Regions from separate parts of the Mus musculus genome. Here regions 2 and 3 are each linked to region 1. The links are chromatin loops, found by intact Hi-C in ENCODE. Cell type or tissue: left cerebral cortex. All regions are shown on one strand. Each heading gives the region's core, and the rest is flanking DNA. Links, peaks and the distances in the headings are about the cores only.

Evidence for each region. Hi-C counts contacts between places; a loop is a spot of excess contacts. Peaks named below come from ENCODE experiments on the same cell type or tissue, not always from the same donor. Only the 100,000 strongest peaks of a DNase experiment are listed, where the experiment ranks them.
Region 2: a loop joins it to region 1, with 2.4 times the contacts of the local background. A loop is called at or near these places in 2 of 42 quality-filtered maps.
Region 3: it touches region 1 in a loop (2.6-fold over the local background); 6 of 42 quality-filtered maps call a loop at or near these places.

The regions. Positions count from the first base shown.
Region 1 is chr15:81,233,938-81,244,077 of GRCm38, reverse strand. Mchr1 (melanin-concentrating hormone receptor 1) reads right to left here and starts at 8,579. Exons shown (of 2, transcript NM_145132.2): 1 at 8,223-8,579; 2 at 5,114-6,945. The coding sequence starts at 8,304. The coding sequence ends at 5,966. It overlaps 8430426J06Rik (RIKEN cDNA 8430426J06 gene), which reads left to right. Exons shown (of 2, transcript NR_077230.1): 2 at 659-1,424. In left cerebral cortex, for the core only: CTCF peaks have their summits at 4,666 and 8,376; DNase peaks (open chromatin) are centred at 6,873, 7,576, 7,841, 8,481 and 5 more places; H3K4me3 peaks cover 3,791 bases; H3K27ac peaks cover 3,717 bases.
Region 2 is chr15:81,332,030-81,342,169 of GRCm38, reverse strand. Slc25a17 (solute carrier family 25 (mitochondrial carrier, peroxisomal membrane protein), member 17) reads left to right here. Exons shown (of 9, transcript NM_011399.3): 3 at 2,130-2,196; 4 at 4,083-4,234. Among named protein-coding and RNA genes, the nearest start is that of Slc25a17, 24 kb to the left of the region's middle. In left cerebral cortex, for the core only: no CTCF peak of the experiment used is centred there; a DNase peak (open chromatin) is centred at 5,378; H3K27ac peaks cover 279 bases.
Region 3 is chr15:81,342,505-81,352,644 of GRCm38, reverse strand. It overlaps Slc25a17 (solute carrier family 25 (mitochondrial carrier, peroxisomal membrane protein), member 17), which reads left to right. Exons shown (of 9, transcript NM_011399.3): 2 at 8,484-8,544. Among named protein-coding and RNA genes, the nearest start is that of Slc25a17, 13 kb to the left of the region's middle. In left cerebral cortex, for the core only: no CTCF peak of the experiment used is centred there; a DNase peak (open chromatin) is centred at 4,955; H3K27ac peaks cover 1,230 bases.

The DNA of each region.
Region 1 (10,140 bases), core at 953-8,952:
AGGAGGAAGAGGTAAGTGGGAAACTCATATTCTTCAGCCATATGCTCAATTTGTGTAAGGGTTGTATATGTGTACATATGTGTGCAATGTGTGAGTTGCATGTGTAAGTATGTGTGAAGGCTGAAAATCTATCTTCTTATCTTCGTCATGAACCATCCCCTTTGTTCTTTGAGACAATGTCTCCCACTGGGACCTGGGCTGCTCGTTTAGGCTCAGCAGGTCAAGCAGCAAGACCCAGGAATCTGTTTGCCCCATGTCTGCAGGACTATAAACACACATAGCCACACCCAGCTTCTTACATGAGTGCTGGAGTTCAAACTCAGGTTTTTATGCTAACTGAACTATCTCCCTGTACCCTAAAATTAGAAAAATTAAGTGTGTTTATCCGTTTATGTGTGTGCATGTATCTCAGAGGCACTTGTATACCATGGGACACATGTTGGGGTCAGGGGACAACTTGCAGGAATAGATCCTCTCTTTCCACCATGTGAATTGCCCAAGATTGAACTCAGGTCATCAAACTTGATGGGGAAGTGCCTTTACCCTTCTGAGTCATCTGGAAGATGCTACTCAATTTTGTAAAAATGGGCAAGAATTTCATTAAACTGCAGAGGAGAAAACTTAGATTGTTTTTTTTTTTAATCTATTTTTTTCCTAGAAACAAAGCATCCAGAACCAATTATTACTAATTTGAGTTGAGTAAAATATCATTCTAACAATAACAAAAGAACAACCCAATTTAAAAAATGGACAAAAGGCTTAAAGACAATTCTCCAAAGAATCTATACAAATGAAGACTGAACCGATGAAAATGTGTTCCACCTCACTAATAATGAGGCAGCAAAGACCGATTCGCACCAATTTGAACAGGTTTCATTTAAGAGAAGGAGAAGAGAAGGAAGACGAGAAAGGACAAAGCAGGTATAAGGGAATAGAGAACTGAGAACTGGATCCCTTGTGTGTTGCTGATGAGACTGTAAGACAATGCAGCTGCTGTAGGGAGCAGTTTGGCAGGTCTTCAAAGCCTTAAACATAGAACTGCTATAAGATCCCTCCGTTTCACCTCTGGCTGTATACTTAAGGGAACCAAAAGCCCAGACTCCAACAGTTAACCCAGCCTCACTGTCAAATGATGTTGACATCTGAGTGCCCATCAGTCGCTGTAGACAAGCACAGCATGGTAAGGCCGTTGTACACAGCAATACCAATGGACTTTAAAGACATCACGTGAAGAGAAATAAGCCCGTTGCAAATCGTGGACAAATGACGTGTAGTTTGTAGAAGCTGTCTTGAAGAGTCAGATTCCTAGAAAATAGAATGGTGGCCGCCAAGAGCTGGAGGCAGGGGAGAGTGTTGCGTTTGTATTCATTTTGTGTGAGTGCATGTGTGTATTTGGGTGCAAATAAAAGCCAAGGGAAAAACTTAGTGCTGCTCCTTAGGAGACATTCGTGTTTCTGCATCTTTATCATTATGCTTTTACATTTACACATTATTTGTGTGTGTGTGTGTGTGTGTGTGTGCGTGTGTGTATGTGTGTAGAAAGCACCTTTATCTAGTAAGCCATCTCGACAGTTCCACCATGTTTTTGGAGACAGACTCTCTCACCGGCCTGGAGCTCACTGATTAGGCAAAATTAGCTGCGCAGGGAGTGAGCTCCAGGGGCCCTCCTGTCTCTGCCTCCCTAGCATTAGAATTACAGGTACACACCACTGCACCCAGCTTTTCTACCTGGATTTGAAGCTCAAGCTCAGGTCTTCTTGCTTGCATGGCAAGCACTTTACTGTCTGAGCCATCCTACCTGCCCGTGAGTTAGTATTTATTGCAGCTTTAGTTTCGATGATGAATAATCTGAACCTGGATGGTGGCAGCTGCATAGTAATGTGGATGCATCTATACACTTACAATGGTCAAAGTAAGCGGGGTGGTAATGGCACATGTCTTTAATCCCAGTATTAGGGAGGTAGAAGGCAGGTAGATCTCTGAGTTGGAGGCTAGCCTGGTCTACAGAGTGAGTTCCAGGACAGCCTGGACTATACAGAGAAACCTTGTCGAGAAAAACCAGAAAGCAAACAAACAAATGCACCAAAAAAACCCAACAAGCAAAACAACAACAACAACAACAAAACAAACATCAACAACAAAAGGTTAAAGTAGCAAAGTGTAGATTTTACTACAATTTATAAAAACAAAACCAAAGACAAAAATGAAAGGGGCAGGAAAGTTGGCCCATCGGGTAAAGGAGCTTGCCACATAAACCTGATAACTGAAGTTTGAGTCCCAGAACCCACGGTACAAAGAGAGAGCCAACTACCGAATGTTGTCCTCAGACTTCGACACACATACACACATGGACTCACACACATATATAAAATAATAAAATGAATAACAGATGATGCATGAAGCAGAAGATAATTGGTAGCCCTGTTGTGTGGAGCTCTTGCCGCTGAAGGTCCCTGTGCAGAGGGCTTTCCCCATCTTTTGTACCCGTAAGCTACTGTGAGGTCTTAAGCTTGGCTGTGGTCTTTCTCTACCACAGAGAATTTTAGGAGGGCCGTTCTCACAATGGAGAGATGTTTCCTGGGGAGAGTTACAGAAGCAATGTAGAAAGCTCCCTAGATTCTGGAAGATTACTTGGTGAGGTCCCTGAGACAGACTAGCTGCGGGGTGTGAGGGGGGAAAGGAAACAAGGAGATCAGCTGTGCAGTCTTCATGCTTCTCCAGCTGTCTGCATCTTTCCGTGCTGACCCCAACTGTGGCTTGCCAGGTCCTCAGTTGAAAGAAGGTAGTAAAGTTGCACTTATGCATTCCATGAGCCTGCAGAGACAGCCTTCCTCAGAATTCTCCATTCCTACTGACAATATCAGCAAGCTGTCCTGTGGCCTAATCCTGACTTCACAGCACAAGCTTTTTCCTCCTCTTCCTCCTCCTCTTCCTCCTCCTCTTCCTCCTCCTCCTCCTCCTATTCCTCTTCCTCCTTCTATTCCTCCTCCTCCTTCTCCTCTTCTTCCTCCTCTTCCTCTCTTCCATTTCACCTTGTCCTTCTTTTCATACAAAGTCTTATTATTGTAACCCAGGCTGACTTCAAACTCGTGATCCCCTGCCTCAGCCTCCTGAACACTGGGATTCTATGTGATTGCCACCACACCTGGCTGCCTGTGTTCACTCGTACCACCTCGTACCGTACCTGATCACATCTCAGGAGTTGCCCAGGCTACTGACTCCCAGTGAGAGAGTTTCCCATCCCTCTCAGCCTTCCAGGTGCCCTACTCTGTGCGGTCCCCATCTCTGATCCCTCCCCCTCTTCTACCGGCTCCTGTTTACATCTCCACCCACTCACTCTCACAGTTCCGCATACTTTGTTTCCATTTCAGTCTCTTCCCTAGGCAATTAACAGAGAAAGGAAGACCCTTCCTTGGCATCTCTGAGGTCGCTACCATTGTTAGCTATTGGCTTGGTCACACGTATTCCTAGGAGAGGCCATCTCATCTGGTTCCCAGTTTCAGAGGAGTGCTGTGGGTGTGGAAATCGTGGGAAACCTCTTCATAGACAGGCTGGATAAAGGAAAGCCTCCTTCTACACTAGTGGTAGTAGCTGCTCCTTCTTAGTTTTCCTTAAGGTTCCGGTAAGACTCTTTCTCCTTAGAAGGGTTCTTGTAACCCAGGGTGGCCTGGTACTCCTTTTTTTTTTTTTTTTTTTAGAATACTTTTCATTCTTTGACAATGTCATACATGTAAGCAATGCACCTTGATCATATGCACCCCCAATCCCCCTCTCACCCCCCCAGGCGCCCCAAGTAGCATGCCCCCCCTTCTTCAGGTCCATTCCTTTTGTGTTGTTAATAACCCGCTGAGTCTGATTAATACTGCCTGTTGGAATATTGCCGAATCTCGTGAACTTGATCTTATGCCATTGTCACAGCTGCAGTGAGTTCGTGGGTATGATGACCGAATCTTGCACCAAGGACAGCATTTTTCCATGCTCCTCCCAGGGCTCCTCCCTGTCCTCCTGCTCTTAGTTTTCTTTCCACCCCCTTTTCACAGTCGAACGCCTTTATTCTCTAAACTTTATTATTATCATCATCGAGAGGGGTGCGTGGGTGTGGCGTGTCGAGGAGAGCTCTGTGGAGTCAGCTCTCTCCTCCCCTCTTTACCTGTGTGGGTTCCAGGCCCCAGGCCTTGTGCTTGCTCGCTCTCTCTCTCTCTCTCTCTCTCTCTCTCTCAATCTCAGTCTTCCTGCTTCAGCCTCCCTGGTGCTGGGGTTACACACACACACACACACACACACACACACACACACACCACCATATCCGCTTTCCCCCGAGGACCCTTTTTTTCTTCCACTGGGTTTGCACCTCATCTAGACTGGAAGCTTATCTGTGGCAGCTAGAGAAGGAAGGAGAGCTAACCTCCTATCAAGAAATTTTAATACTAATGAGGAGGCTGACTCCCCAGCACCCAAGGAGGCCGCCTAGAAGTATTCCAAGTAGCTACTACTGCAACTCTGCAATGAGAAGTGACCAGCAAGAGCCGAGGAAGCCACCCTCCAGGATGCCTCTGGACAATTTGTTTCAGCTCTCCTCAACATCTGCTAGGCAGCATCCTGCCGACTCCAGCTTCCTGCACCCTCTTGATGACAGAACTAATAAGCAGCAGCCACGACTGCCTCCCAGCGGCCCGAGTGGTCATCTGCTTTTAAGGTGCCCAGCAGATCTCAGCTGCATCAAGCAGAGACTAGCTCAGACTCCCCCAACCCCCCCCCCCAAGAGCCAGCCCTGCAGCTGGTGATTCAGCATGAGGCAGGGAGGGTCGGGTCTGGGGGAGTCACACTAGATAGAACTTGGGGGGCCTGAGGGACCAGCACTGATGAGAACAGGAGTCCAAGCCAGGATGCAGAGTCTCCAGAACAAGTCCAGCCACAGCCCCGCGATGGGATGAATTCACAGTAGCTCCATGAATACCACTAACCTTCTCCCTGTGGGTCCAGAAAACCAAATCCCTTAACCTCAGGCACCCTAAAAATGCAGCCCCAAACAAGATCCAAATATAATACTCAAGTGACCCCTCTTTCCTTATATAGCACACACACACACAGCACAAGCAATTACGCAGGAGCCTCCAGAATGACGTGGGTGGGAATTTGCCTTTATTTCATTCCCATTTGGGAGTGGAAGGCTCAAGCACAAAGATGATGCCAACATATCAGGTATTAGAGTGACCCCTGCACATGCAGAATTCATGGATGCTCGCTCTGGATCAGCCATAGACTGACAGCTGTGCCCTATGAAGAGAATGTCGCTGTCACTGTGAAAACCCCTTTTTATTAGTTTCAAGATCCACATCCACCCCAGGTTGCCTTGTCATTCTCGGTGATTGGATCTCTCTCGACACTCTGAGCTCTTTTGGTTTTTTAAACTCCTGTGGGCTCAGAGCCCACACCCCAGTGTCAACATGCATCCCCTAAAGAGAACGTGAAATCCGCACAGGATGCTGGAGCCCAGGCAGCGTGCTTCAGGAGATCCACCAGCTTGGGAGAAAGACTGCCTTCTATCAACACCAATGAGAGATGGGAGGGAACGCTCGGCTTGCCCAGTCTCACAGTAGAGCCCTAGCTGCTCAGATCCTAGCCCTGCCTAGTTTTAAAGGAACCCAGCTAGGCACCTCCACCTTCTTCCCTTGAGAGAAAGATATATGCGAGCCAACAGATACAGACCCCGAGAACCAGTCAAACCACCCTTTCCTTCTTGCTCCGCTTCTATTCTGTCAAGGGGATCCCTGCAGTCTGAGGCTTCCCCCCCAAACCTGGCTGCAAGCCTCCCTAGCAATTTGTGGGCCCCGTGGAATGTGGTTTGCTACAAGCCCCCAGCCTCCAGCTTCTGCATCCTCCCAGGGTAGCCCCGGGTTTATCTCAGTATCTCTCCCCACGGTTTGATGCGGTGACCTGACTTGGAGGTGACCGGGGGGGATTGTCAGGTGCCTTTGCTTTCTGTCCTCTCCTCGTCAGCTGTCTGAGCATTGCTGACCGTGCGAAGCTGCCCCTGGGCCGCGGGCTTCACCGACAGCACCAAGCGTTTTCGAAAGGTCTCACAGAGTACTATGTACACAAAGGGATTGAGGCAGCTGTTGGCATAGCCCAAGCTGATAGCCGCATTGTACAGGTAGACGAATGTGAGGGTCGGGCGGCTGATGGACAACTGGGTCAGCTGCAGCACGTAGTAGGGCGCCCAGCACACAAAGAAGACCAGACAGATGGCAATGGCTGTGCGGGTCACCCTCTTTGTCCGAAGCCGGATGCTGCGTTGAGAGGCTGGGGCCACCGAAGACGTCATGCGCTGTAGTATTTTCACGTACGCAGCAGTGATGACCACAAACGGAAGGGCGAAGGCCAGGAAAAACTGATACAGAGTGAACCAGTAAAGATCAGTATCTGGGTTTGGTAGGCGGATGCCACAGCCCACAGCACCCCCTGGGAAGGGGATAAGCCTGGCATAGAGCCACACAGGAGTGATGCTAATGAACGAGAGAGCCCACAGGAGGCAGATCACCAGGGTGGCCATGGAGGGCTTCCGGAACTTGGTGGAGGAGATGGGATGGACGGTGGCCAAGTAGCGGTCAATGGCCATAGCAGTCAGGATGTAGGTGCTGGTGAACTGACTGTTGGCGTCCATGGCTGTGATGAGGGTGCACATGGTTTCCCCAAAGTGCCAGACACCATTACCCATGAGCTGGTGGATCATGAAAGGCATGCCCAGCAGGAAAAGCAGATCCACCACAGAGAGGTTGATGATGAAGATGTCAGGGACGTTGCTGCACCAGTGCAGCTTGGATTTCTTCACCACGGCAAAAATGACTGTGGAGTTTCCCACAATGCCCAGGAGACAGATGGTACCAAACACTGAAGGCATGATGATGTTGATGTAGGAGACACTCCTTGTGCGAGGAGGTGGCCCTGAGGATAGAAAGAGCAAGTGTGACCCGCCTTCCGATCTAGAAGCTGACAACCTGCCATGTCGGCCTTCCTGCTGGCCCCTCATGCTTTCCCTTGCAGCTTGGGGTCACTACGTCTCTGGAATCATCTCCTGCTGTTTCCCCTTCTCGGGCTATTGTTAGTTCTGTACCTTACCCTCCTCCACCGTGCCCTGGTGACTCCTATAGGATTTTCTAGATCCACCTGTTACTCAGAGGACCCCATTCTTCTTCGCTTCATCCATTTACTCAGAGGGCCAGGAGTCAAGACTCCCAGATATCTGCTGAGAACAACTTCATATCCCCGGGATCCACCAGAAAACCTTGTCAAAAAGGCTTGAAGGACATTTGTGTGTGTGTGTGTGTGTGTGTGTGTGTGTGTGTGTGTGTGTGTGTGTGTGTGTGTGTGTGTATTTGCAGCCTCATCTTTTCAGAGAGAGATGGCCAAAGGTTTCAGATAGGTTCCTAGGCATATGTGAGAAGTGACTGTCACCATGGGTGTGGGGTGTGTTTCAGGCTCCACAGCCCTGCCCTCTCCCGGTTTTCTGTCAGGGATTTCCTTGGACCATGTCTCCTGAGTCTGGGCTTTCCCAATAGGGTAGGGACTGGAGCTGTGTTACACCCCAGAAGCTTGGGAATTTCTCCACACCAACCTTCCCTCTTTCCCCTTCATTCCCTTCTCCTTCAGAGCTAGAATTTTAAGGCATTGACGTTCTGCAAATGTCAAGAAGCTTAATTCACCAGAAAAGTTAATCCTCTCACGCCCTGTGAAGTCTTTTGCTCCCAGCAGCCTTTGCCAGAAGACAGCAAGGACCACTCAGACCCCATTTCCCCAGTGCGAGGCCAGAGGATTGAGCCCAGGATAGCGGTGAATCAAAGCGCTTCTGCTGGCTCCCACATACTACCCGCCCGCTGTCTTGCTGTCTTGCTTGCTTGCTTCTCCAGCCTTGATTCCCCCCCCCCCCCCCCTGCAAAGCATATTTGGGACTCATCAGCAAGCTTTCCCCTCAAGCCTGCCTCACGTCTTGTCACCAACCCTTGTTGTTTCTAAATGTGCCTCTGCCCCATCTCTATTCCTCCCTGCCCCTTCTGTCCTAGCTGGTGTCCCCTCCTCTCCTCTTCCTCTTCAGGCAAAGCCGACTGCAGATCTTATCACCAAGAACTGTAAGATAAAGTTTCCCAGGCAGTTTGGCTTGGGAGGTGAAACCTTCCCATTTTCCACACCCATCCCGGAGGAGGGAGGACTCCAACTCGACTCACCCGCCAATGTGAAATTATCCTGGCCATCGGAGATGTTGCTGGCATTGGGGCCAGTGGACAGCAACGAGGCTTGCAGATCCATGCAGCCGGTGCAGGTCGCCTGCTCCCTGGAGTGGAGCGCCCGTCCACCCACGCAGGCTGCGGCAGCCTCCAGCGCCCTCCACCGCCTTGTCCGGAGCTTGAGCCCCGCAGTCCAGAAAAGGGTCTTCCTCTACCGCCTGGCAGCCTCTGCTGCCTCTGAGCCCAACTGCTCGCCCCACTCCCTCCTTCCCAGCTCCCACTGACATCACCTAGACACATTAACATTCGGAGGCAGATGCATGTTAACCTCTTCGGTCCCGGCTGCGGCTCCTACTCCTGACTGCCTGCAGAGCCAGCAGCTAGGCTCAAGCCATCCCATGCGGAGGAGCCTGCCTTTGCGCTGTCTCCCAGGGCTGAATTCTGAGCTCACAGGGGCTACCGCTTATCTTGCATGGCCATCCAGGTCTTTGCAAAAGCAAAGGGGGTGGGTGGGGGAGCAATGCTTGCTTTAAAGAAGCTGGACCACGTGGCAAAAGCCAGGGGTACTGTTCTCAATGCTGGGGACTCAAGCCTGGACTGACACATCCTTGGTTCCCAAGCACTCTGGAGGTCACCCTAAACCTTTCCTGTGTCCTGGTAACTTCCAAACATCTCCTTGGCTAGATGACAATTGCTAGTTGTGCAAAGGAGGTTCCAGGCTTTCTGTGGTGCCAATAGTCAGGGGCTGGTGTGCAGACAGAACAAACTTCCCTCTGCACAGATCAGTGGAGGCCAGCCACAGAGGGTTTTATTTTCTAGTGTTCTGAGGTTTTGTCTGGGATTCTGTGAAACAATTATCAGAGCATAAGAGAATAAATAAGTCCACTCAGAGATTAGAATGGACAGTAGCCTCAGAGGGCACAGGCATTAGAGAACTCTCTGCAGACTCCTGCTGACAGCTCCGGGAGATTCACAATCAAATGCTACACCACCAGGGCCAGATGCAGAGCCTAAGTCCTTGGCTAACATGGTTGCCTGTTAACCCTTATCAACGAGCACAGAAGCACAGAGAGACATCCTTATAGCTACCCCGAGTTCCAGCCATACTCTTCCTTACTGATGTTGGATATGAACATGCCTGGTTTTTCAGGCCGAGTTGTTGATTGTCCCTAGTATACCTCTTCTTCTAGGCCTCTTGATCCACCAGCATGAAGAACTTAAAATAAGGCTGTATGGGGGCTGGGGATGGAGCTCAGTTGGTAGAGTATTTGTCTCACAGGCACGAAACTCAGGGTTTCATCCCCTATACTCATAAACTGGACATGCATGCCAGTAATCCCAGCACTTAGGAGGTGGAGGCAGGAGGATGAGAATTTCAGGGCTTCCCCCCCCCCCACAGAGAGAGAGAGAGAGAGAGAGAGAGAGAGAGAGAGAGAGAGAGAGAGAACCAGATGGTAGTTTGACCATAGGCACAGTGGGATGGTTAGTGTATTTCTGGTGGACTCTGATGCCCCCAACTCCATGATGCCCCCAGACCCAGGTGTCCTTTGTGGTATTAGTGGAGGGAATACTGTGGTGGTTTGAATGAAAATGTCCCGCACAGGCTCATACATGTGAATATTGGGTCCCCAGTTAGTGAGCCTTGTTTGGGAAGAATTGAGAAGTATATTACTAGGTAGGGATGCTTTTGGGGTTTCAAAAACCCATCCCTCCGTTCCCAGTTAGCTCTCTGGGCTCCTGCTTGCAGGATGTAAGCATTTATCGGCTCCTGATACCCCATCTTTGCTCCACCATTATAGACTCTAACCCTCTGAAACACTTTCTTTTATAAGTAGCGCTGTTTGTAGTGTCTTTAGAGCAATAGAAAACCAAGACAGATGCTCTCTGGGTTTCTCTAGGGGACTAACCAGTGTGTTCT
Region 2 (10,140 bases), core at 1,162-9,161, 98 kb before region 1:
GTGTAGGTGGTCATTGTATACACACCTACAGTTCTAGCTACAGTCTGAGGCCTGTGGGCCTTTTGAGCACAGGAGCTGTACTGAGACCTTGTTTCAGAGAAAGAAGAAGAAAGAGAGAGCGAGAGAGGCAGAACAAAATAAAAAGAGTGATGGGTGTTGCAGAGACTAGAGCCCACTGATGTATAGGAGTGAAGCATGAGGCTGTCGGTCAGCCTTTCCTGGTCTCCTGAATAGCCTTTCAGGCTTTATGCAGTAACAAGCAAGTGATTTATATTCTGAGTTTTCTGTCTTACTCATATAAAAAGCAGTCTGCTCTGTCCTAGACCTTGCATTTAAAAATACTCTTTTTTAGATTTTATTTATATATGAGTGTTTTGCCCAAATGTATGTCTGTATAGTACACGTGTGCCTCATTCCCACAGAGACCAGAAAAGGCACCAGATTTTCTGAGACTGGAGTTACAGAGGGTTGTGAGTCACCATGTAGATGCTAGGAATTGAACCTGGGTCCTCTGGGAGAACAGCCAGATCTCTTAACTGCTGGGCTCTCTCTCCAGCTCCTCTCCCCCTGAAACTTTGCAGTGTGTTTTTCTTTATCCAGTCTGCCAGTTGTCAAGTCTGCATGCACCATAAGCTGCCTACCCTTGCCCTATTGCGAAAGAAGTCTTGGGTTGTTTTACTTTTTTGTTATTGTTCTTGCAAATACCATGTAATAATAGATTTGTTCATAAGCCATTTTGTTTCTGTAAACTTTATGGGATAAATTCCCAGATGTGAGATTTCTTCCACATCAAGGGGTAGATGTGTGATTTTGAGTAAATGCCAAATTGCGTTTAATGGGGACTGACTAACTTGCCATTTCATAAGATATACTGGTACCAATTTTAATTCTAGAGAAACTGGTTCATTTCCACATTTTTATGTTTTCAGATTAATTTTATAGCGTGGGCAGGAAATTTGAAGTTAATTGAAATGTGGATATTGTTTTCAGTGACAGTGCCCAAGAAATGAGGGCGTTGTCCTGGGATTCAAGGCTAGGAAGCAGCACAAAGCCAGACGCTGGAAATCTGGGCTTTAATCCTGGCTTTGCTTTTATTTCCCTGCCTCTTTCATAAAGGAAGAGAGTAGAGGCTGAAAGATGGCTCAGAGGTTAAGAACGTTTGTAGCTCTAACAGAGGACCTGGCTTCAATTCCCAGAACCCACATGGCGGTTCTGAAACATCTGTAATTCCAGCTGTAGATTATCCAACACCCTCTCTGACTTCCCTGGGCACCAGGCATACATATAGTGCATGTAGGGCAAAACATTCATACATAGAAAATAAAATAAATAAAATTTTTTTAAAAGAGAAGAAAGTAGTCAGTTTCCTTTATAAGGTATGGAAATAAAAATGAGAACATGCATGTTGGCTTTAAAAAGAGCACTATGTGAGGCTAGAGAACTGGCTAAGCCATTAGAAATATTTATGAATTCATAACATTATGGGTCCAGAGGACCCAGGTTTGGTTCCTAGCACCTACATCATGAGGTTCACAATTGTCTGTCTCTGCTGGTCCAGGGGATCTGATGCTCTCTGGACTCCAAGATTTCCTGCATGCATGTGGCACACATAAAGTCACAGAGACACACATGCATAGGATGGAAGGGAAATGGGGAAGGAAGGGTAGAGACATGGACTGTATGGACCTAGAGAGATGGCTTAGTGGTTACAAACATACACTGCTCTTCTAGAGGACCCAAATTCAGTTCCCAGTAATCCAGTTCCAGGGGTCCTATACCCTCTTCTGGCCTCTAAGGGCACCTGCACTCAAGCACACACTGACACACAAACACATGTACAAACATGCAATTAAAAAGAAAGTAAATATTTTAAGAAAGAGCTTAGTAAAACTCCAGAAATAGCATTTCAGCATTACTGTGGCAATTAGGATTTAAGTTAAAATTCTTTCTGAGTAACAGATGAAACCCACGGAATTTTCTCTGGGGAAGTAAAGCCATTGGCTAGACACACTGGAGGGTCTGAGGCAAAGCAGGGAATTCAAAGAACAAGTGAGTTTATGCAGATGAAGTGATGGCGCTTTGGTGAAGCTCGCTGATGCTGCAGATAATACTTGTCTTCATTCTTACAGTCGATGAGAAAAGAAAGTCAAAAACGACGCATGCAGTGCTCCTGGAGATAATTAAGGAAGAAGGCCTGTGAGTACTGCCTGTTTCACAGCTCCATCAGAGCGCCTCATATGAAGACTTCCATGCTGAGTGAGACTTGAAGTCCCTGCTCAGAGGCTCGGGACATATAGAGCCAAATGCATTCTTAATTCCTTACATATCTGTTTGGTTTTTGTTTTGTTTTTAGATTTATTTCTCTGTGTTAGTACTTTCCTTACATGTATGTCTGTGTATCATGTGTGTGTCGGATGCTCAAGGAAGCAATAAGAGGGTGTTGGATCCCATGGTTGTGAACCACCATGTGGGTCCGGGGATCCAAACCCAGGTCCTCTTCAAGAGCAACAAATGCCCTTACCTGCTAAGCCCTCTCTATCCTCCACCATTTAATTAATTAATTATTTATTTATTTTTAATGGCACCTTCTAAAAATTTTTTTTCTTTTTTGGTTTTTTGAGACAGGGTTTCTCTGTGTATCCCTAGCTGTCCTAGAAATCACTCTATAGACCAACTGAGAAAAATTTCACCCGTTTCTACCATCCAAGTGCTGGTATTAAAGGCACCACTGCCCAGCTAAATTTAATGTTTAATAAAGCAATAGTGTTGTTGCTCAAGAGTTGAGGATTTAGCTCACTGATTTCATATTAGGGCCTGGTTTCAGTGCCAGTAGCACACATTGCACAAGACACACACATACAGAGTTTGTTCCTATCAGTTGCATCCAGACAGATTGCATTATTTTTCTTCTTTTTTAAATTTCTTTGAATTTTTATTTTGAGATAATTTCAGAGTTGCAAACAATTTCAAAACTGAAATTGGTACAGTGCATCACTGCCCGCTTTACGCTTTTATTGACCATTTTTACGTTTCCACTTGCCCTCCCTGTGTTTCCGTCTTTAGCACACACACATATCATAAGACTTTTTTGAGTTTGTCAGTTATGTGCATCAGAGCATTTAACCTCTATGACAGTTTAAAATAATATATTCTCCCCTCCACTTTCTTTTCAAGATAAGGTCTCCTTATAAGGCCCTGGCTGGCTTGGGACAAGCTATGTTGACCTTGAACTCATAGGAATCCACCTTCCTTTGCCTCCTGAGTGCTGATATTAAAGATGTGAATTTTAATTCTTGTTTTAAGTTTGCCTGCATGCCAGAAGAAAGCACCAGATCTCATTTTAGATGGTTATGAACCACCATGTGGTTGCTGGGAATTGAACTCAGGACCTCTAGAAGAGCAGTCAGTGCTCTTCACCTCTGAACCAATGTATTCTCAATAAGAATAATGAGTGCCGAGGTAGTACAATGGTGCGTACCTGTAGTGCCCGCTCTGTAGGAGGCTGGGGAAGAACTGCTTAATGCAGGTGTTCAGGGTCAGGCTAGACAGTATGATGAAACATCCCCCTCTTTCCTGCTGGCCTCCTGTGGTCCATGTGTGCTTTCTGTCGTATGCTGTAGCTACTTCCTGCAGCTCTAAGCACCTGTGGGGAGAACCTTTTAAGGTGCTGCAGATGTCCTGCTCTTTGTCATACCGTGAGATTGTCAGTAGAAGCCAGACTTTTCCTGGCTTCATACTACTTACTTCTCTCAGTTCTATGTCAAGCAAGAGAAGGGAGGGATGGTTTATTCTGACTTCCTTCACAGTCCATCATGATAGATCAGGCATGCCAGCTGATCACATTGCCTCCACGGGAAGTGGGACGGGGAACATCCCCAGTGACTGTCCCCTCTTGCAAGGATCTACCTCTTACAGACTTCGAAGCCTTCTAAACCAGTTGTGGGTAGAGGTGTTGGCATCAAGCATGCACATACATAAGCCTGGAGGGAGTGGCTTACATTCAAACCTTGACAGGCCTCTCTGGCAATTGCCCATGGCTTTTGTTCATGATCTTTACTTTGTTTATTGTGTTTTTTCCGTAGCCTGGCACCATACCGAGGATGGTTTCCAGTTATTTCCAGTCTCTGCTGCTCCAATTTTGTCTATTTTTACACTTTTAATAGCCTCAAAGCAGTGTGGGTCAAAGGTCAGCGTTCTTCTACAGGAAAAGATCTCGTGGTTGGGTTTGTAGCAGGTAACAAAGTTTTCTGTGTATAAAATATGTTTATATTTTAATGTTGATCTATGCTTCATATATCCTCTAAGAGATGATTTTAGCACTCAGTAATACTACAGAGAATATGACCAGTTTTTCTGACATGTCTTCTTTTTTTTTTTTTTTTTTTTTTTTTTTTTTTTTTGGTATTTTTGAGACAGGGTTTCTCTGTGTAGCCCTGGCTGTCCTGGAACTTACTTTGTAGACCAGGCTAGCCTCGATCTCAGAAATCCGCCTGCCTCTGCCTCCCAAGTGCTGGGATTAAAGGCATGCGCCACCACCGCTCAGCACTGACATGTCTTCTTAATGTGAACTTAAAAACACATGACATAAAATTTGTCACTAGCCATTTTAAGATAGTCATATGAAATATGCTTGCATTTTAAAACTGATACCAGAGGTGTTCATTTTACAAACCTCATACACCCAAAGTAAATTCCCTGTCTCTCCCTCGCCAGCCCTTGGTAACCATCATCCATCCTACTTTCTGCTTTTAAGGATTTGACTACGTTAGCTACTGCTTGTAAGTGGAATCGTATGGTATTTGTCTTTTGTAGCAGGCTTATTTCAGTCAGTAGTATCCCCGATATTCAAGTATATTGTAGCGTTTCACAGGTAGATAACACTCTGCGGTGTGACTGCTTTACATTTGTGAATCCACTCATCTGCTAACGGACACTTGGGTGGCATCCACCACTTGCTGTTGTGAATAGTGCTCCATGAACACAGGGCTGGGCACCTAAAAAGATGCCCTCGTCTCAAGTACTTTTGTATGTATGTCCTCAAATGGTATCGAATATCATATGTAATTGTTGTGAGTGTGCCATGTCAGAAGCAATGATGGACACATAAATCTCTTTTCACAATGTCAGAATTTTTGAATAAGGATAAATTTACAAGCTCCATCTGTTTCTTTGGCTGTAATTTGCGGTGTCCCAATTTCCCTTGGTAGCTGGCAGTTCTTTTGTTGTGATCTTAGCCACTGATCTTATCTTTTAGAGCTCATATTATAATCAACTGTAATGATGTGTGTGAGCACTAAGGGACACAGAGGGTTAAAGAGGTGGAGGCAGGAGGATGGTGGGTGCAAAGAGATTCTGGGGTGCTGTGTTAGCAAATGAGCCTGTTGGAGAGCTGCCGGAGATGCCCCTACCTCGGAGCCAGGCTGTAGATTTCACAGGTTGGAACTGAGCCTCAGAGTAGAAGAAAGCTGCTGCCAATGTGGACAGGCTGTGGAGGCTGCAGAAGTGAGGGGCAGGTCCCCGTGGACGGTCTGGTAGACTATCAGATGGCAGTGGAAGTAGGCTGTGTCAGCAGTGGCACAAAGCTGGGCTGCAGTCCCTAAAGTGCTTAGAACATCTCTGCTGCCTATACTAGTCCCTTGGCACACATGCCAGATGGTCAGGTGATAGGTCAGTGTGGACTGTCAACGTTGTAGTGTTAGACATTTCCTTCAAGAGGCTCAGATGAGGGTGTTTCACCTTTCCTTGGTCTTATCTGTCCTAGGGCCTGCTTCTTCTGGTATGTGACCATAAGGTTCCAACCGACTTTGATGATTCTATAGGGTGGCACCCATTTTCCTTTAAGGACTTACTGGTGTGTACCTTGTATGTGCTGCTGCACAGGCAGTGGTGTCTGGATGCATGAGGAGGGGCAGACTTGTTCTGTGCCTGTGCTCCAAGTGAACAATGAGTCCTGTGCTGCATGGAAGGTGGAGTGACTGTGTAGCTGAGTGAGCCGTAGTCTTCTGTCTGGCCCTGGGGCAGTGCCCATGCCAGCTGTATCTTTATGGTCCAGGGATTGTTAGTAGGCTTCTCACTCTTCTCTCGGCATTGCTTTCTCTCTTAATCAGTGCGTGTTTCCTTCGTCGAGTGTTTTGTGTGTGTGTGCTCATTGCTTGTTTGTATATTATCTCTACAAAAGTGTCCTTTCCAGTTCTTGGCCTTTTTTTTTTTTAAAACCAAGCTACTGTTTTTGCATTCTTGGGTTGTAGGAATCCTTCATGCCTTGTAATAAACTTCTGGTACCTGGCCCAGCCCCTAAAACCATTGTAGTGTTATGTCTGTCACTGCTTCTTTCTGTTGACCTTAGTTCTAGGTGGCAAGGACGGCAGTAGTAAGTGAAGAGAGAGTCCTTGTCCTCCTGAGGCTTACAGTCCAGTGATGTAAGAAGGACAATCGGGAAGATAAATCAAATGTGCAGTGTCTTAGAAGAGAAGGGCTAAGGGCAGATTTCATCAGAGGAGGAGGGTAGAGAGCTGGGCAGGCTAGCTAAGGGACAGTTTTAGACAGCATGGCTTTTTTTCTTTTTCTTTGTTCCTTTTTGGACAGGGTTTCTTTTTGTATTGTTGTCTAGGCTGCCCTAGACTAGCTCTGTAGACCTTGAAAGATCCATCTGCCTTAAAGGTGTACACCTCCACCGCCTAGGTCACTGTGGCCATTTTAAAATAGGTGATAAAGACATGCAGAAACATGGCAGGAGTGTTGGAGAACAGAGCCGAGGCCAATGTGACTGCAGAGAACAGGGCCAGGCCATGTTGCACTCCACATGACAGGAGGTAGGAAGCGATTGGAGGGCCCTTAGCAGCAGCGCAAGGTTCTCCCTGGTGTTCTAACATGAAACCATTGACCACTGTGCTGAGCACGCATGAAGAATAGAGGAAGCAAGACATCAGTTAAGAGCAGGAAGCAGAGAATGAGCTGGAAGTGGGATAAGGCTATAGCCCCTCCTCCTGCAAGGTGCCACAAAATGGCTCCATAACCTCCCCTAAAGACCATACGTGCAGATGCATGAACCAATGAGGACGCTCATTCCCTTCCAGCCTCCCCCAGGAGCCAAGCCCGCCATCACACCCTGTTCTCCCTCTCTTCCTGCCAGCCCAGCGGCTAGTGCACACCCCTTTCTCTTTATAATTCTTTTTTTTTTAAGATTTATTTATTTATTTTATGTATAAGAGCTGTGCAGGTGGTTGTAAGCCATCATGTAATTGCTGGGAATTGAACTTGGGACCTCTCTCTGTTCTCTCCAGCCCCGCTCGCTCTGGCCCAAAGATTTATTTATTATTTATTATTATACACAAGTATAATAATACTTATTATTAAGTATTATTAAGTAGCTGTCTTCAGATACACCAGAAGAGGGCGTCAGATCTCATTATGGATGGTTGTGTAGGACCTTCAGAAGAGCAGTCAGTGCTCTTAACCGCTGAGCCATCTCTCCAGCCCTCTATTTGTAATTCTTTTGTATGGGTGTGTTCCTTCTGGGCAGACAGCTGAGCCTCACTGCATGTCTATCACTCACAGCTAAGCTCTCCACCCCGACCCCAACTGATGCCACAGTCTGCTAACAGTTCCATCCCCTACCTGCACATTTCGGGGATCCCAGTCATTCTGTCTGTCAGCCATTTTGGAGATGTCCCTGTACTCATGTGATAAGAAGTGTGGCACTCTACCACATAGAGGAAGAAAGGCACTCTGGGATTACCCCACAGACACCACCTTCAGACAGAGTAGCTTTGGTTGTGTGGCAAGAACAAGGTAACTACTATAGCAGGAAGGCATGCCGTTCCCTACCACATGGATGGACGGCTGTGTAGGGATCCTCTCCCTCTTTAGTCCAAGATGCTCTGCACTAGAGGGCTTAGCTTCCCACCCACAGCAGGAGCAATGCCACTCCACATTCTCCCAAGATCATCTTTGCTCTTACTGGCCCCTGGCTGAGCCAAGTGTTGCATGACTTTTCCTGAGAAGATACACTCTGATGTCTGCCAAGTTCAGCTTGATGGACAAATGAGTTTATTAACCTTACTTAGAGGAGCATACTCAAGCTGTTATAAGACTGTGGGTGATCCCAAAACAGCTACATCACTAGGGAGTCTCCCTCCGGCATGGATGGCTACTTCCTGAGAGCTACATAAATAAGTACCTCCTCTAGTCAAGTTGGCCTCTCCTGTATATTTTAGCACTTCTTGAGGCGGTGTACAGATTGGGTAGAGTTACCCACAACTGAGGGAGGAGGGGCTGTGAAAAGATTGGCTACAGTCTAAGATGGGGTCCCATGGTCCATCCCCACTCCTTCTGTGAGTGGGTGTGAGATGGTGATGACCAGAGCTGGAGACACTGCAGTGGCCCAGGGTTAGTTCCCAGCGCCCACAAGATTGTTCAGGCTCACGGCTGTCTGTCTGTCTGTAACTCCAGTTCAAGGGGCTCAGACTCTTCTGGCCTCCATAGGCTCCTGTGCATACATGTTCTGCTTAAGTTCTCACAGTATGCAGACATGAAATACAAGAGGAATGAAAATAGTGATGACCATACTATGCCTGGAGGACAGTTGTCCCCAACAACATTCTACCCAGTAGCACATGACAAAGAACCACCTGAAAATTCCAGTGCGGTTGTACCCAGGAAACCTGAAATTAAAGAACGATTACAAGATTGCGATTCTGAGATTCCCGGTTAGAAGGCCTTCTTTCTAGCGGTACAGAGGCTTTGGAAATGACTTTTACAATTCTAAACTTCTCGCCATGACACGTTTTTGTATCTTAATCCATACCCATTCTTGCAGTAATCAGAGCCGTCTTTTCTCTGAGCCCTGTCACTGTGTTAACTCTGGAGAAACAAGTCTCCATTACTCTGAGGCAAGCAAGGCACAGCTTTCCAGGTTCTCAACCCCCCAATGCTGCGACACTTTAATATAGTTCCTCGGGTTGTGGTGACCCCCAACCATAAAATTATTTTCATGGCTACCTCATGACTGCATCATAACTGTCCTTCACTACTGCTGTGAGTCATGAGTGGTAGTGTAAATATCTGGATTTTCCAGTGGTCTTCAGCCACGCTTACAGAAGCGTTCTGCAGAAGGGTCATTGGGACCCCGAGGGTTTGCAACCCACAGGGTGAGAACCTCTAGCTTTGTTGTTATTCAGACTCTGCTTGAATCTTAGAAGTTGTTTATTATTTATTGTATTTCTACAGGAAAGCCCAATAGACATACCTGGGAGAATCTGGGACTAGATCTCATGAATGAAGACAATGTTTGCCATGCTTATGAATTGTAATTTTGAGCAGCAGCACTTTTGAATGCCAGTTGACAACGTACTTCCTGCCTCTGATCTGATCTGGCCAGCCAGGTTTATTCATGTTGTGCTCCTCCCTAGGGAGACAGTGGGTTACACTTGAGGCTTTCCTCTGCCATTTTGGGTTATTTCATTTTGTCTTGAGGGGACAAGAATTGACTTTTGAGATGAGTCACTAAAAAAACTCATGATCCTCCTGCTTCAGCCGCCCAACCTCGACCTGCCATTTTCTTTTTCTTTTTAAAATGTATTTACTTAAGTAGTGTGCATGCGTTCATGTTTGTAGAGGCCAGAGTACATTGAATGTTGCCTTCTATAGCTCTCTGCCGTGTTCCTTTGAGATGGGGTTCTTTCACTGAGCCTGGAGCCCACTCCGTGTCCATGTTCATTGGGGTGCTGAGGGTCTGAACTCCATCTCCCCAGCCCTGGACATTTTCCTGCATCAGCTGCCATCTTTCCAGCTGTGCATTTGAGACACATTTTCATCCTCCCCCCTGAACAAAGCTGTTTATTTTTAAGATTTCAGAAGTAAACAGCTGTGTCCCAATTATTCCTGCTGTGAGGATGAACAACAGCTGCTTCTTTACCCTGGAAAGGTTCCTGAAATGAGCTGACAGTGGACAGGTTAGCAAGGGAAAAGATACAAAAAGCAATCCCCACCCAAAAAAAGATAGGATGCTAGGAAGTGGCAAATGAAAGTCACAAACAAGCTGGGCGTGGTGGCACACGCCTTTAATCCCAGCACTCGGGAGGCAGAGGCAGGCGGATTTCTGAGTTCAAGGCCAGCCTGGTCTACAAAGTGAGTTCCAGG
Region 3 (10,140 bases), core at 936-8,935, 110 kb before region 1:
TATAATTTTATGTCATCATATCCCATTTGTCACTAAAAACCCATTAAGTGGCTGGACGTGGTGATGTACACCTTTAATCATGGCACTAGGGAGTCATTGACTGGCAGATCTCAGAGTTTAAGGCCAGCCTGGTCTACATAGTGAGTTCCTGGATAGCCAAGGCTACATAGAGATACCCCTCCTACAGAGAGACACCCCATCTCAAAACAAACAAACAAAACAAAACAGAAAAACAATGAAACCATTTAGTAGGTGCCTAGAGAGTTTTTCTGGTTGAGCTATTGGGCCATATAGAGATAGGGTCATGTCATCTGCTGGTTTGTATTCCATTGATATGACAAGATCTGGGGAAAGCAATACTACAAGTGATTGCTTGGAGATAATAGAATATGTTATTAATGTTATATTTTTTATATTTAAAGGCAATTTGCTTTTCAAATTGATCCCAGGACCACTTTATTCACTTAATAATTACTGCATTCTCAGCAAAGTATAGAGGTTCACCTTTGAAGTTCCAGCACTTAGAAGGTGGAGACAGACATATCTAGAGTTCAAAATTATTCTTGGATTTGTAGATATAGTTCAGGGACATCCTGGGCTACTTGAAATTGTACTGTTGAAAACAAACAAACAAAAAAACCCCAAAACCTCCATATTAGAAAGCAAGCAAACTGGGAAATTTTAAAAATATATCCATTACATGTCAACAAAAACATTTTTAGGTTATAATTTTCTAAAGATTAGAGGAGGTACTTGTGTATCTGCAGATGTTGGACTATGTGATTCCTTTTTCTGTTTGCAAGAACACATGTAACGAGTGGAAAATTCCCCTCATACTGGGAGAATAAGAATTTTTGAAAGCAAGTTGTGTCTTATTACTTTGTAATAAGTCTTCTGAAAATAATTTTGAGATAGGCATGATAGTATGTTCCTGTATTCCCAGCACTCAGGTGGTGGAGGCAGGAGGATCAACAGGTTTGGGGCCAGCAAGATGGCTCAGCAGATACAGGCCCTTGCTGCCAAGCCTTACAGCATGAGTTTCATCCTAAAATTCATACTGTGAGCAGAAAATCAACTCCTGCAAGTTGTGCTCTCACCTCTACATGTGTGCCTTATAATACATAGTTTTCATCATCCGGACTCCTAGGAAGACCTTAGATGCAGTCAGGGTTCTCCAGATCATACTCTGAGACCTCCCAGAGCATATTAGTCTCAGTATTCTGTGTGTCCCAGTCTGGCCTGGGCGTAGCCAGGCTGACCTCCAATTCATAACCTTTCTCCTCCTTAGCCTCCCAAGAGCTACAGTACAGGTAGGAGTCATCACACTTAGCCCTCTCATCTCTTTAAAAAGATTGTTTATACTCATTATAGCTGAATGGTGGTGGCACGTGCCTTTAATCCTAGTATTTGGAAGACAGAGTCAGGCAGATCCCTGAGTTCGAGGATAGCCTGATCTACAAAACAAGTTCTAGGACAGCCAGAGTTACAAAGAAATCCTGTCTTGGAAAAAAAGAAAAGAAAAAAAAATGGTTTTATTTACTTATTTCTATATGTAGGGTGTTTTGCCTGAATGTATATACCTAGTGCATGCCTAGTGTTTGTGGAGGCCAAAGAGGATCTTGGATTCTCTGGAACTAAAATTACAGATGTTTTGAGCTGCCATGTGGGTGGTGGGAGTTGAACTTTGATCGTCTGGTAGAGCAGCCAGTGCTCTCAACCTCTGAGCCTTCCCTCCACCTCCCTCACACACACCTTATTTGTATTATTTATTTGTTTGTTTGTTTGTTTATTTTTGAGACAAAGTCTTATAGCCCAGGCTGATTACAGGCCTACACCTTTACACACAGTTTATGTGCTGTTGAGGATCCAGCCTAGAGCTTTGTGCATGCTAGGCAGTCACTCTGCTAGGGGCATTATTTCTCAGCACAGAAAGCAGAGTTGGAGGGTCCTTGCTGACAGGGTAGCCTGCAGAGGCAATAGGGAGTTGGGGGAGGCAGGTTGGGAATTTAGCAGCTCTGACTGACTGGCGAGCAGCCAGGTGCTTCTTTGTCTATACAAGCTTCCCAGAACAGAGGCAAACTAATGAGTACCTAAGTGGTACAGAAAGTGTGTTTGACTTGTCATTGCATGTCCAGGGTTACAGTTCAGTTACATTCAGAAATACAAACAGAATGGATTTTATTCTTACTGTTAACCCTATAACTTCAATTTAATGACTCTAAAGAATGTCTCCTCCAAAGCATGCATTTTTTTTTACAGTTACTTTAAGATTTATTTATTTTATTTATATGAGTACACTGTCGCTGTCTTTAGACACACCAGAAGAGGCCCGTCAGATCTCATTACAGATGGCTGTGAGCCACCATGTGGTTGCTGGGATTTGAGCTCAGGACCTTCGGAAGAGCAGTCAGTGCTCTTAACCGCTGAGCCATCTCTCCAGCCCCCAAAGCATGCATTTTTAAAAATTTTTGTTGTTCTTTTTTTTTTAAGATTTTATTTATTTAATGTATATGAGCACACTATAGTGTGTCCTTACTGTCTTCAGATACAGCAGAATTGTTACAGATGGTTGTGAACCACCATGTGGTTGCTGGGAATTGAACTCAGGACTTCTGGAAGAGCAGTCAGTGTTCTTAACCACTGAGCCATCTCTCCAGCCTGCATGCATTTATTATATGACAGGCAGTTTTTATTTTAGGTTGGTGTGTTTGCTGTTTGAAAGCACTCCAGACAAACAAAAAATTGTCTGAACCAGCCTTCTTTTTTTTTTTTGTTTTTGTTTTTTGAGACAGGGTTTCTCTGTATAGCCCTGGCTGTCCTGGAACTCACTCTGTAGACCAGGTTGGCCTTGAACTCAGAAATCCACCTGCCTCTGCCTCCCGAGTGCTGGGATTAAAGGCATGCGCCACCATGCCTGGCTTGAACCAGCCTTCTTATGAGTAGCAAATACTAATACCTAACTTTTTTTTTTAACTATATGTTTGATCATTTAGGCTATAAAGTAGAAAAAGAGAGCTCTAAGTGTGTGTGTGTGTGTGTGTGTGTGTGTGTGTGTGTGTGTATCTTGAATCTGTACCCTATCCTCCTGGCCAGTCAACAGTTTACCCTGTACCAATTATACTGTTTGGAGTTAGCTCAGGGGCAGATACCCCAAGCAGATTCCTGGAGTAATAGCCTCATTAAGCTATGTGCTTATCGATCTCCAGGGCATAAGGAAGACTTCTAAATAGTGGCCAGACAAAGCTAATCTTAGGATGTTCCTAAAAGAATTCAGGCATATTTTTTTTCCTTAGGAAAAGACATAAAATGAATCATAATGCAGAAAATTCCCAATAATGCAACACGCAGAGACCAAAAGCTTGAGATAGGACAGTGACTGTAGCGATCCACTCAGCTTTGCTGGAACTGTGTCCAGCAACTGTGCTGGCTTCATGACTCTCCCTGTTTCCAGTAGGAATGGCTGTGCCAACTCTCCCACCTGAGCCACATCCCCAGGCCCTCTTTCATGTGTTTTGTTTGTTTGTTTGTTTTAAGTATTTACAGTTAAGCATAGTGGTATCTGTGTGCATCGTGTGCACTTCTGTGAGGGGCAGAGTGAAGTTAAATGTTGTATGTGGTTGGGCATTGTCTCAGGCAGGTTTCTATTCCTGCACAAACACCATGACCAAGAAGCGAGTTGGGGAGGAAAGGGTTTATTCAGCTTACACATCTCACACCGCTGTTCATCACTAAAAGAAGTCAGGACTGGAACTCAAGCAGGTCAGGAAGCAGGAGCTGATGCAGAGGCCATGGAGGGATGTTATTCATTGGCTTGCTTCCCCTGGTTTGCTCAGCCTGCTTTCTTATAGAACCCAAGACTACCAGCCTAGAGATGGTCCCACCCACAAGGGGCCCTCCTCCCTTGATCACTAATTGAGTAAATGCTCCACAGCTGGATCTCATGGAGGCACTTCCCCAACTGAAGCTCCTTTCTCTGTGATAATTCCAGCCTGTGTCAAGTTGACACACAAAACCAGCCAGTACAGGCATGGTGGTGTACACCCTCAGTGCCATCCCTGTAGATCCGAGGCAGGAGGATCAGAACAAAACAACAACAAACTAACCCTGAACAAAGAGAGCTGGGTATATGTAATATCTCACATCTGTGATCCCAGCATTCAGGAGGCAGAGGATGGCAGATCACTGAGTTCAAGACTAGCCTGGTTTACATAGAGAATTCCACACCAGCCAACGGCTACATGAGACTTGTCTAAAAAAATAAACAAATGAAAGTAAGTCATCTGTGTGAGGCTGGGGAGATGATTCAGGTCAAGAGCACTTGCTGCTCTTAGGACCGGATTAGGCAGCTCAACCACCTACAACTCCAGCTCTAGGGGATTGATGCCTTATCTGGCCTTGGTGGGCATCCACACGCATGTTGGTGTACACTCACACACTTACAAATAAAGAGGGGGTAAAAAAATCAAGGGCTGCTGAAATAAAGGTGCTTAATGCCTGGGCTGATGACCTTGCTCCCTTTGACCCCCCACAAGTCTCAGTCTCTGTCTGTCTGTCTGTCTGTCTCTCTCTTTCTCTCTCTCTCTCTCTCTCTCTCTTTCTCTCACACACACACACACACACACACACACACGTGCAAGCACACAAATGTAATACTTTTTTTTTTTTTTAATAAAAAAGAAGTGAAAGAAGGTGTATATGTATTTGGTAGAGTCTGGGTGCTTACACCCTGCCTCTGCCACTCTGCCTTTGGGCTGCCTGGGCTCTTGGCTTTCCAGCTGTAGGGACCTACTGGCTTCAAGTGCCAGTGCAGCATAGGAGTTTACTTGTTCTCCTAACACAGAATGTTATAATTCAAAATGGTCTTGGTGAGAGAACGAAATCTCTGAAATAGACTTCTCTGGAAATAGATTCTTGTGAATTGTAATTATTGTCTGCAATAGCACTCCTACTCAGATAGTTAGAGTTCTGTGGGACTCAGTGGGTTTATTTTATGCCTCTGGCACAACACTGTGGTACAGCATGCCTGCTTCTCATCTGTGTCTTCTCATTCTGTATTACTGAACAAATTGTTCTCAGGAAAAATATAAATCTATTTAGAGAAACTTAATTCAGATTCTGAAAATAATGTGTTTGTGTGACTCAGTATAAGGCGTGCAAGTACAATATTTTGTTGCAGGTAACAGTGCATGTGAAAGCAGCCCTTTGTGTTTCTTGATGAGGAAACACACAGCAGCCCAGTGCATCCCAGCCCTTGAGGTGTACTCCACAATGGTTAGTGTTGTACTGTACGGATTTTACCTCAGTTTTAAAAGCACAGCAAGACAAAAAGCTCCTGCAGCCCCTGGAATACACGAACCTGCTTAACCCTGTGGATGGCTAATCTCTAGCCCTCCAAGGCTCTCCTGTACTTTCTAGTGCATTGCAGTAAGCAGAAGGGTGTTTGTTATATTTTATTCAGGGTTTCTGGATAATTAGCAGCATGTCGCCTATGACACTGTATTGCTGTAATCAGAAACTCCCATCTCAGCATTCAAGTTTTAAGCTTCACATTCATGTTTCTAACAAAACATAGGGGAGCGCTCTCTCTGCTTTCTCTCTCTCTCTCTCTCTCTCTCTCTCTCTCTCTGTGTGTGTGTGTGTGTGTGTGTGTGTGTGTGTGTCCTATCCTTTGAGTTCTGTTTATTTACTGCTGCTGGTCTCCAGGGATGATAAGTCAGGCTGGTATTCTGGCTAGCTAGCTTCCTATGCTACCTGCATATTTCTGGTCACCTTAGGGAAGTCCAGAAGCTGGACTGGGATTCCCTGACTACTGTGAAAGGTACTACAGGGCTTCCTTCTGCCTCCCAGGGTTTATCCTCTGTTGTATCAGTTTTCTGTTTCTACATAACAAATGTGACCATGCCTACCAAGTAGCTTAAAACCATACCTGTTTATCATCTGTAAGGTAGGCCAGTGCAGGTTTATTGAAATAAAAAGCAAGACATTGCAATAGCTATGTTTCTTTTTCAAGGCAGTGGTTCTCAGCCCCTGGTCAAGACCCCTTTTGGGGGTATTGAACGACCCTTTCACAGGGGTCAACTAAAACCACCTGCATATCAGATATTTACATTATAATTCATAACAGTAGCAAAATTACACTTCTAGTAGCAACGGAAATAATTTTATGGCTGAGGATCACCACAACATGAGGAACTGTATTAACAGGTTGAGATCCACTGCTCTAGGTAAAGATCATTTCCTTCTTTTGACCACTTTCCAGAGGCTGCTACATTTCCTGACTAGTGGCCTCTTCCTCCATCGCCAGAGTTCGTAGTTGGAGTCTCTTCTTACACCCAGTTGCTTTCTCCTACTTACTCCTCTGACCTGCTCCCGAGTCTTCTTTCCTCCAGGGTTGGGAATAGAACCCAGAGTTGTTTCCTCCTCCTCCTCCCTTTTAAAGATTGTCTTTTGTTTGGTTTGATTTAGATAGAGTCTCAATATGTAGCTCAGAATTCTGTGTGGATCAGGCTGGCCTCAAGCCAGGATCTGCTTGCCTTGGATCCCTAAGTGCTGGAACTAGAGACTTGCACCCCTACACCCCTCTTAATTTTTTTTGTTTACATTTAATTTATTTATATGTGTAGATATGTGTGCACGTGTGTGGTGGTCAGAGAGCAGCATGTAGAAGCCAGTTCTCTCCTTCCATTATATGGGTCATGGGATTGAACTGATGTCATCACATTGACACCAAGAGCCTTTACTCAATGAGTGATTTTGCCAGCCCCTGATACTTTTAAGGAGTCCAGTAATTTCTTCGTTTTCACTTAGTCATCCAAAATAATCTTCCTTTTTTAAGGTCAGCTGGTTAATAAACTACAACACACTGTGACATTTTCATAGTTAGTTACAAATAAGAAACTATACTTTAGCCTCTGGGCTCTCCATGCATACACACACATATGCACGCACGTGCACACGCACACACACACACACACATTTCAAATCATAATACGATTCTTGCATGCCTTTTCAATTTTTGGTGATTATATTAAGTTATTAGGAAGTAGTCACATATATGTACATATGTATCACACACATACACATATTGGTCTTTTGGGACAAGGTCTTGCCATGTAGCCTTGACTATCCTGGAACTTGCTATGTAGACCAAGCTGGCCTCAAATTCATAGAGATCAGTCTGCCTCTGAATTCTGAAATTAAAGATGTGTGCTACCATATCCAACTTAGACTATATTTTTTGATTATCGACTGTTTTGATTTTGGGGAGTATCAGAGGCATCGTAGTAGCAACTGACCTGAAAAAAAGTCAAAACTCCATTTATCTGCTGTCTTCAAATGTGCTATAGATTTGTTTCTTTTTCAGTATCAGAGAAACAAAAGGTATTTCTTTTGGAAAATTAAACTCTCCTTCTAAATACCTAATAATGCAATTTTATATGTGGATAATCCCAATCGATTGAAGTACTGTGTTTATTTGGTAAGAATTTAATTTAACTGATAGCACCAATTAGTTGTGGTTTTTTTAATGTTACATAATATATTTTTCTTTTGATTCAAGCGTGTTATATTAGATGTGGTATGCAGTTTTTATTTGTAGTATTATGTTAGTCTTCTCTTATATTACATCCCAACAGCAGGTTCCCCTCCTTCCCACCTCTCCTCTCCTCTTTTCCCTCAGACCGAGAAGAACATCTCAGCCCTCTCAGGGACATCAACCAAACACAGCATAACAAACTACAGTAAGACCAGTCATATACCATTACATCAAGGCTGGACAAGGCAACCCAGTAGAGGGGAACGGGTCCTACAAGTAGGCAAGAGAGTCAAGGACAGCCCCTGCTCCCACTGTTAGGATTTCCACAAGAACACCAAGCTATTTAGCCATAACATGTATAGCAGAGGACCTGGGTCAGACCCTACAGGTCCCCTGATCTCTCAAGTTTCCAGGAGTTCCAGTCTGTGATTCTGTGGGCCATGTTCTTAGCAATTGATGGGAGCAGATGCAAAGTACCACAGCCAAACATTACTTATGAGTTTTTGATAGTTTAAAAATTGTAGTCTGGGTGGGGCTATGATTAAACCATCTCGATGGTCTTCCAGAGGTCCTGAATTCAATTCCCAGCAACCACATTGTGGCTCACCACCATCTATAGTAATAGAATCTGATGCCCTCTTCTGGTGTGCAGACAAATATGTAGACAGAGCACTCATATACATAAATCTTTTTTTTTTTTTAAATACAGCCAGATGCTACTGTAGATGACCTGGGTTCAGTCCCCAGACCCACATACCAGCTCACAAGCATCTGAACTCCAGTCCCAGGGAATCTGACATCCTCTTCTAGCCTCCACATTATACCAGGCGTGCAAATAATGCACAGACAGACGTGCGTGTAGACATAAAGAAAAACCACACCCATCTTTTTAAAGTTGTGGCCCATGTTTATTTACTGTAATGGCTAAAGCCCTTTTAAAACTTTGCAGGGAAGTGTGACTGCCATGACAGTGTTCTTCCCCTTGGATACTGCTAGACTTCGGCTTCAGGGTGAGTAATGATCTCATGTATTGATCCTTTGATGTTGGGAAACATCTTCTACTCCATACTGCACCGAGATAAGGATATTCTGTCTACATACTGCTGTTGTCTGCTTGCTTGCTTGGTTTTGTGACAGGGTTATATATAGCCCAACTGGCTTCAAACTCACTATCTAGCCTAACCATGGCTCATCCCCCTGCCTCCGCCTCTAAAGCTCTTGCGTTATGGCTATGCACCTGACTTAAATACCTGATCCCTACTCCTTCTCTTCCCGTACTGGGGGAGAACAAGCTTTGTACAGCAACTAGACCAGTGCTTGGCCACGGAGTGTTCACCCCCATATTGTTCTCCAAGGATAATTGTGGCAACTTAAGTTGAAGTAAATTAGAGGGTCACCTGTCGAGAATTCCACAGAGGGAATTCCCCAATGTGTAGTCGGAAAGGTTAGAATAAGTGTATGGGAGAAGTTTCTATTATAAACTGACTAGCAGTTACTTAAGAAACAGTCTTCAATACCAAGGCTCTTCAGGCTCCTAGAAGAGAAAAAGGGTGGCCTGAAGGGTTAAGCCAAGGGTGAATTTCCTCACACTAGGAAGTGATTACATACAGCTTTTACTCATGGCAGCACCCCAAGACACCTGCCCTTCTGAAATCCATCTCACTGACTTTATCACGTAGCAAGCCCACACATGAAAAAAGGTATTTTTTTTCCTTTAGCAGTTATTAGAAAAGGCAGATGAGAAATGTACTCTCTATGCTTCCGTGTGATCGATTTCCAAACTAGGACGATGTACTGCATGATGGGTGAGTGGGCAGTGGAATTGGGACTGCACTTATACCACTGGTGTCTGGGCACTGCAGTGTAAAGCCCACCAAACAAGTCTGAGCAGAGCTCACCGTGGAAACCAAAATATATCCTAAGAGAGTCAGCCCCAAGGTCGGGTACTGGCAGGCTTGGTAAAGGAATCAGTACTGGGACAAAGTGAGGAGCTGCTACAAGAGACAGACACACAGGGAAACTGGCCTAGTCAGCTTCAGCTTTCCTGATTTTTCCACCTCAATCATTCACACGAGGGTGCCCCCCTTGGAGACATCAGAGCCTGATGAGAAGGACTGCCCTTTGGCTACCAGCCTTCAGTTTCTTAGAAGACTCATAGTGGATGAGAGACCAAAGGGCTTCTTACATTTATAATCTCAAGCCATTACCATTCTTTCTAAACTTCCATGGCTTTTACAGTAGGCAGCCAGACCCGGGCTTCCCGTGTGCTAGGCAAGTGCTCCACTTGAACTCTGTCTCCAGGGTGATTTTGCGGCCTACACTGGACATTTTTAAAGGAGGAAGGTTTTCTAAAGAGGATAGAAACTAGAAAGCAGTGGAGACAAATAGCCATTCCTGCTCATCTAGACATGTCGCCCTAACCTGCCTCTGGCACTGCAGGGTTTTGCATTTTGCTATAATTCTTTTTTTCCCCTTCCTTCTATTTTCTTTTCATCTTGAAATTATGAACCAATGCCACAAGTTGCATAGAGAGTTTGAAAACTAACTCAAAGGTTAAACACTTTGCTTACTGGTTGTGGTTAGAATTTTTAGATAAGCAAATATTT